Regions from separate parts of the Homo sapiens genome. Here region 1 is linked to region 2. Evidence: chromatin contacts called from ENCODE Hi-C or POLR2A ChIA-PET data. All regions are on one chromosome and are shown on one strand. The core of a region is the stretch at or near the end of the contact, and the rest is flanking DNA. Distances in the headings are between cores, read along the strand shown. Region 1 has its middle 33 kb from the start of PLPP1. Region 2 holds the start of PLPP1 (phospholipid phosphatase 1).

Region 1 (3,805 bases), core at 612-3,111, 33 kb before region 2:
GCCTCATTGGTAGAAATGTCTGGTTGGGACATTCCTTTGGCCACTTTCGCTGAAAACTGCATACCTCTGGGACTAAAGCATCCCCACTCCAGTCTCCTGTCTCAAAACTGACTGAGAATTGTCTACAAAGATAGGAGGACTCTGTGCAAAAACCCCCCGGAGAAAACAACACAAAACCACACCTGACCCTGCATAGAGCTTGTATTTCCAGAGAGAAAACACAGTCTCTGAGATAGTATTAGGTTGGTGCAAAAGTAATTGCGTTTTTTATAATTACTTTTAATGGCAAGTTAATATTTTTTAGCATCCCTCAGGGCCTCTTTTTATTTTCCCTGCTGAGCAGGTAACCACCTAAGGAGTGTTTGTCCCTGTTTCCATCATAGTCAAGGAAATGTGGGACATTCTTTTGCCTGTGAAATGGGAAAGTTGTCACTGCGATACAGTGTTAAGTTTCTCCGAGAGCCCATCTTTGCAAGTGAAGAGGCCTTCCTTATAGGAAATAGAAATGCTGACCAGGCCTTTTCTATCTAGGACACTTGTGCTCCTGGTCATTTTACTACAGCAGTTTGTGTTTAATTTGTTGTTTTATTTGGCAATAAGCAAGCAAGGAAAACAAGGGTATTAATAATGATAATCGTCATTTGAACTTCCTGGGTACAACATGTACTTGTACCCAAGTGCTGAATACAATTTTTAAAAAGGATTATTTGTATGTGTGCACAAATGAGACTAAAAATTGCCATGAACTTAAATCATTCATTCTCCTTTGTCCCAGAAAAACACATTTTTGTCTCCGTGGCATTTGAATCAACTTTTCTTTCCTTTCCTAATTTTAGCATTTGAAAAGATTTTATGTCATGAAACGACTTTATTTATGTATTCTGCAACCCTTGCCACAAAGCCTTAGGGTGTACCAATTAAAAACATGAGTTTTACCCAGCAAAGAACTGAAGCAATTTGATGATTTTTCATCGATGAAACAGTTTCCATTAGCAAGCTCCTTGCAAAATGATAGTTCTATTTGGCGACTCAAATGCCATAAATCTGGTTGTCTTTCTGGTTTTGCGGCGAATCCCGCCTGCCTGCCGTGGTCTCTGTTGTTGATTTAGGATTTTGGCTTGGCGACCCTTTGTTCTTCCCTCTCATCCCTCCTTTGTTAGAAAGGTGGAAAATCAGCAAGGGCTGTAAGCGCTGAGAAAACAGGGAGTCTCCTAGCAGGAGTCTCTTGAGTGTAGTTACCATTTATGGATTATGATCTAATAATTCAAATTCCAGGGCAACAGAAGACCATTGCAGAAGTTTTCTTGGCATATTAAAATCTGCCCGCAAGAGAGTTTACCAGAAAAGGAATCTCTGAGGTGAGGACCTGACGTCCACATCTTTGCGTTGGATGGCCAAAATTTCTGAGAAACACTAAGCTGTGAGGTCTTCTGAGAAATAAGCTGATGTCACAGGGTTGGACGGACCTGTTGCCACAAGATGCTAATGCTCTGGAAACCTGCCAAATGTATTGCCTGTTTAAAATGTACTCCATAGAACTACCATTTGATCCAGCAATCCCACTACTGGGTATCTACCCAGAGGAAAAGAAGTCATTATACGAAAAAGATACTTGCAGCTGGGAGTGGTGGCTCACACCTGTAATCCCAGAACTTTGGGAGGCTGAGGTGGGCAGATCACCTGAGGTCAGGAGTTTGAGACCAGCCTAGCCAATATGGTGAAACCCTGTCTCTACTAAAAATACAAAAATTAGCTGGGTGTGGTGGCGGGCATCTGTAATCCCAGCTACTCAGGAGGCTGAGGCAGGAGAATTGCTTGAACCCAGGAAGCAGAAGTTGCAGCGAGCCGAGATTGCACCATTGCACTCCAGCTCTGGGCAACAGAACAAGACTCCATCTCAGAAAAAAATAAAAAAAGAAAAAGAAAAAGATATTTGCACACACATATTTATAGCAGCACAATTTGCAATTGCAAAATTGTGGAATCAACCCAAATGCCCATCAATCAATGAGTGGATAAAGAAACTGTGAGATATGTGTGTATTTTTATATATATATCATATATATGTTATATATATGATATATATATTATATATATATCATATATATAACATATATATGATATATATTATATATATCTATATATATAATGGAATACTACTCAGCCATAAAAAAGAATTAATTAAGGGCATTTGCAGTGACCTGGATGAGACTGGAGACTATTATTCTAAGAGAAGTAACTCAGGAATGGAAAACCAAATATCGTATGCTCTCATTGATATGTAAGAGCTAAGCTATGAGGATGCAAAGGCATAAGAATGATACAATGGACTTTGGGGACTTAGGGGGAAGGGTGGGAAAGGGGCGAGGGATAAAAGACTACAAACTGGGTGCGGTGTATACTGCTCAGGTGATGAGTGCACCAAAATCTCACAAATCACCACTAAGGAACTTATGTAACCAAACAGCATCTGTACCCCATTAACCTATGGAAAAATTAAAGTAAAAAATACATAAATAAAATGGACTCCAGAGAGAAGTTGGTTAAGGGGTATAAAAATACAAGTGGATAGAAGGAATAAGTTCTAGGCCGGGCACAGTGGCTCATGCCTGTAATCCGAGGACTTTGGGAGGCCGAGGCGAGCGAATCACAAGGTCAGAAGTTCGAGACCAGCCTGGCCAGCATGGTGAAACCCCATCTCTACTAAAAACACAAAAAATTAGCTAGGCGTAGTGGTGGGCGCCTGTAATTCCAGTTACTCGGGAGGCTGAGGCAGGAGAATCACTTGAGCCCAGGAAGCAGAGGTTGCAGTGAGCCAAGATTGTGCCACTGCACTCCAGCCTGGGTGACAGAGCAGGGCTTCATCTCAAAAAAAAAAGTATTGTTTTATAATGTGTTATAAATTGACTTGCTTACTATAAACAATTTACATACAGAAGTGAATAAAGGAGAAACTAGCATTTCAAATAATCCCAATCCTACAGCTAACTATTGTGAAAAACTTGATATATATGTGTACATATATGACATATAGTATCTAATATATATCTATTACATTTTATCTATTATTTATTATATATACTGATTTGGCTTTTTTTTTTTAACCAAATGGCTTACACTCTACATTCTACTCTGTAATTTGCCTTTTTTCCCACATAACAAAACGGCCAGACATCTTTCAAAGTCCAGATACGTATATCTACTCTATTTGGTTTTGGGTTTTTGTTTTGTTTTGTTTTGTTTTTTGAGACAACAGGGTCTCCCTCTGTCACCCAGGCTGGGGTGCAGTGGCGCAATCTTGGCTCACTACAACCTCTGCCTCCTGAGTTCAAGCAATTCTTCCATCCCAGCCTCCAAAGTAGCTGTGACTGCAGGTGTGTGCCACCATGCCTGAATTTTTTGGTAGAGATGGAATCTCACCATGTTGGCCAGGCTGGTCTCGACCTCCTAACCTCAAGTGATTCACCCGCCTCGGCCTCCCAAAGTGCTGGGATTACAGGCGTGAGCCACCATGCCTGACCTATCTACTCCATTTGTAAAATGACTACATAGTATTCCATTGCATGGGTATACCATACTTTTCCATCTAATTCCTACTGGTGAAGATTTGTGGTTTCTAATTTTTTGCCCTTATAAATAATGCAATGGGCATCCTTGCATATGTATCTTTGCACACCTGTTTGGGAAGTAGAACTGTTGGATCAAAGGATATTGTGTATACATGTTTAAATATAATCATACTAGTGCCTGTAATCCCAGCACTTTTGGGAGGCCAAGGTGGGAGAATCACTTGAGGCTAATAATT
Region 2 (3,891 bases), core at 735-3,234:
CACTATAGTTAATAATTAAATTGTACATTTTAAAATAACTAAAAGAGTATAATTGAATTGTTTGTAATACAAAGGATAAATGCTTGAGAGGATGGATACCTCATTTTCCATGATGTAATTATTACACATTGCATACGTGTATCAAAACATCTCATTACCCCAAAATATATACACCTATTATGTACCCACAAAAAGTAAAAATAAAAAATTTTTAAAAAGTAAATGTTTTTAAAAATTACTTTTAAAAAGTAAATATTTCAAAAGCTGTTTAAGACACTGAGACTAGACTGTAACACAATAGGTGCTCAACAAATGTTTTTTGAATAAATACCTAATACTCAGACATCACAAGTACTTTGAATTTATTGTGACCTTGCAATCTGAGGCCCTTGTAACTCTGGAAGTAAAGAAAGCTACATGATAAACAATGGCACATCTTTCTCAGGTGTAAATTGCTTAAAGCTTTTACGGCTATTTAAACAAGAGGCAAAATAAAACATTAGCATTCGTTTTAAAGAAAAACATCTTTCTTCAAATGTATATTTTGTTTTTGAGAGCTTACTTGGGGCTGTATCTCCAGACTCTGTTTAATGTTATCTTTCCATTGGCTTTATGAGTGCTTTGCAGGATAAGTCGAAGAAGTAGTAGGCACATTTTGTGATTTGTGTTTTACATATTTAAAGAGAAAATATACCAATCATTAACATCTGTAGACGGTTTAACTCTAGATAAAGCCACTATCATATAATCTTTTCTGGGTTTCACTTCTTCCTCCAGACTGGAACACTGGGCAGCTTAAAGCTGTAAAAGCTTTAAGCAATTTACACCTGAGAAAGATGGGCCATTGTTTATCATGTGGCTTTCTTTACTTCCAGAGTTACAAGGGCCTCAGATTGCAAGGTCACAATAAATTCAAAGTACTTGTGATGTCTGAGTATTAGGTATTTATTTAAAAAATCCCCATTTTACATATTAGGAAACTGAGATTACTAAATGTGGGCTAGGGTCCTCCTGGGTATGGGGCAGGGGGAGTGCTTGCTGCTGTTAAAGAAAATTATCCTGACACTTGTCAAACACATGAATAATTTATTCAAGATTATTACAATAAGGGTCATGACTATTGGAACAGGAGAGAGAAATTGAGCTCAACTCAGAATACAGCAAAGACAGCAGGGGATTTATAGCCAAGGAACAGGCACCGTGTCTGTGAGGGAGGTGACGGTGGATGGAAAATTACTAAGAGGAGACATCAAGGGTAGAGGGATTCTGGCTAAAGGCAGGTCAAGGGCTTCTACAACAAAGGTGTAATATAAGGAATCTAATCCGATATTAAATATCAAGAATTCAACGGTGATCAGGTATCGAGGATGGATGATTTAGCATGCTTCTTGCTAACATTTGGGCTCAGCCAGGACACAGGGAGGTCAACGTTGAGGCCTAAGTGAGAAAGGGCTCAGAGGTACCAAACTAAAGGAGAGCGTCTCTGTTCCTGCCTACTCTGACCTCTTTTCCCCCCTTAAACTCAGTGGTAACAATCTGACCTGTTTATTACCTCATCCCCATGGAAGGGGTGGGGAGTGGCAGGCAGCCGGTGCTCTAGGATCGTTGGGTAGGGAGCCTAGCTCTCTGAAAGCAGCAATGCCTAGTGGGGGTACCGAGGCCGAGTTCGGAGACCACCTGAGCAATTGCGGTCCAGAGCAAAGCCCCCTGGATCGGAACGGGAGCCGCCCCCACGCCCCGCCCGGCTGCCGAGAGCCGCACTTCTGGGCGGATGCCGCAGGTCGGGAGGGATGAGGCCGACGGCGCTGATTGGCTGACCGCCGCGGCCTGGGGTTTCCCTGGCCCCGCCCCTGCTGCACTCCCCCCGCCCGCGAACCCGCGCGCTGCCCGGTCCTGCGCTGCTCAGCGGGAGGGGCTGGACCCCGCGTTCCTCCTCCCTGCCGGTCCCCATCCTTAAAGCGAGAGTCTGGACGCCCCGCCTGTGGGAGAGAGCGCCGGGATCCGGACGGGGAGCAACCGGGGCAGGCCGTGCCGGCTGAGGAGGTCCTGAGGCTACAGAGCTGCCGCGGCTGGCACACGAGCGCCTCGGCACTAACCGAGTGTTCGCGGGGGCTGTGAGGGGAGGGCCCCGGGCGCCATTGCTGGCGGTGGGAGCGCCGCCCGGTCTCAGCCCGCCCTCGGCTGCTCTCCTCCTCCGGCTGGGAGGGGCCGTAGCTCGGGGCCGTCGCCAGCCCCGGCCCGGGCTCGAGAATCAAGGGCCTCGGCCGCCGTCCCGCAGCTCAGTCCATCGCCCTTGCCGGGCAGCCCGGGCAGAGACCATGTTTGACAAGACGCGGCTGCCGTACGTGGCCCTCGATGTGCTCTGCGTGTTGCTGGGTACGTACGCGCCGCCGGGTCCGAGGGGCGTGTGCGGCTGTCCCGGGAGGGCTTTAGCGCAGAGCCGCGACGGGCAGCGGGGGTGTGTTGCCTGACGCGTGCGCAGCTGTGGGGCGACACACGGGGGCGGCTTCTGCAGCCGAGGGACCCCGCTTTGCAGCCTGCACCCCGGCTCCCGCGTGCCCGCCGCTGTCTGTCGCCCGCCGGTGCGATGAGCCCAGCCCTGCTTGGACGCTGTTCACGCCTCTGCGCTCCATACCTTGCTCCTGTCCTCTGTTTGCAGTTCCACTCTAGCAGAGCAGGGTGGGCTCCTCCCCTCTGTACGGTAGAGGAGCCTGGTCACTGGCCCATCTCAGTAGTGAAACTGGAGGTTTGATGCACAGGGGATTCTCAGTAGCAGGCGCCAGTGCCTGATTTATCGTGAGAAGCAGTTTAATATTTCGGCTATAAAAGGCTAGAACTAGTTCCTAATTAGAAGGTGTGCCAGGTTGTAAATTGTCAGGTTGCAAGTAGGGATGAGCACGCCAAGTTTTTGCGTATAGGTCTAAAGAAGTTTTGGGGGTGGGGGAGGATGCGGTACCCCAGACCTGTTTCCTTGTCTGCCCAGACCTTGCCATGGTGTAGCTTTCCATCTCTTGTGACAGTGTCTCAAGGAGCAGTAGACATTCTTTGGCTGCAGCAGATTTCGCATTGTCTTCCTGATTGGAAGAGTTCAGTTATGAGGCTTCTGGTTGCCAGTTACTCCTTTCTTTTGAAGAGAAAGAACTGGAATCATTTGGATAAGGGATGGGCGTTGGAAGGAGTAGTTTTCACTTTTTATGTATTGTATAAGGCAGTTATGCTGTGAACTATTTATATATGATGGAATAAACAAAAACAAAGCAAGAGCTGCTGGAGGTTTGGATAGTCCTACTCATGTTGAAGTAATCAGAATAGTAGTAGTATTGGCAAGTTCTCAGGGTGGGAGATCTGTGGCTTTAGCCACCTGGATGGAAGTCTGCGTAATGGTTTCTCAGTGACAGGAGATTCCCTCGGTTTTAATCCAGTAGTTCCTAGTTATTCCACTCTCCAGTTTCCAACCGGGTCATTTAGGCCCTTGCAATCTTGTGGAATTCTTATAAATTCTGTTACCAGGTTTTGTTGTTGTTGTAAGGAAAAATTCCATTTTGTTATCTTTTTTTTTTTTTTTTGGATACAGTCTCTCTCTGTCACCCAGGCTGGAGTGCAGTGGCGGGATCTCGGCTCACTGCAGCCTCTGCCGCCTGGGTCCAAGTGATTATCCTGTCTTGGCCTCTCTAGTAGCTGGGATTACAGGCACCGCCACCATGCCTGGCTAATTTTTCTGTTTTTAGTAGAGACAGGGTTTCTCCATGTTGGCCAGGCTGGTCTCGAACTCCTGACCTCAGGTGATCCGCCTGTCTCAGCCTCCCAAAGTGTTGGGATTACAGGTGTGAGCCACAGCGCTGGGCCCTAAAACTGCATTTTGTTACCTGTTAATATGAAGCATCTTTGTTG

The links. A loop is a pair of places that touch in the nucleus more often than their neighbours do. ChIA-PET counts read pairs that join two places held with the same protein, here RNA polymerase II (POLR2A). Pooled maps may share reads with other maps.
Region 1: a map of ascending aorta shows a loop between it and region 2 (8-fold over the local background). The contact joins the enhancer-like site here to the promoter of PLPP1 in region 2. A Hi-C loop is called at or near these places in 20 of 168 maps with a recorded cell type or tissue (Caco-2, Right ventricle myocardium inferior, Right ventricle myocardium superior and 6 more), 4 of 37 single-sample maps with no recorded cell type and 19 of 50 pooled maps. POLR2A ChIA-PET finds 5 or more read pairs at or near these places in 4 of 52 experiments (H1, PC-9, T-cell and 1 more).

What each region holds. Positions count from the first base shown.
Region 1 is chr5:55,566,453-55,570,257 of GRCh38, reverse strand. No RefSeq gene overlaps it. Among named protein-coding and RNA genes, the nearest start is that of PLPP1, 33 kb to the right of the region's middle. Within about 2 kb of position 1,861, at least 3 of the 41 ENCODE cell types and tissues checked have a DNase peak (open chromatin) inside an H3K27ac peak, as active enhancers do; they include ascending aorta, where a contact is called at or near this core.
Region 2 is chr5:55,533,057-55,536,947 of GRCh38, reverse strand. It overlaps PLPP1 (phospholipid phosphatase 1), which reads left to right and starts at 1,984. Exons shown (of 6, transcript NM_003711.4): 1 at 1,984-2,376. The coding sequence starts at 2,319. It also overlaps the pseudogene RNF138P1. RefSeq lists an enhancer at 1,462-1,531 and a silencer at 1,762-2,401.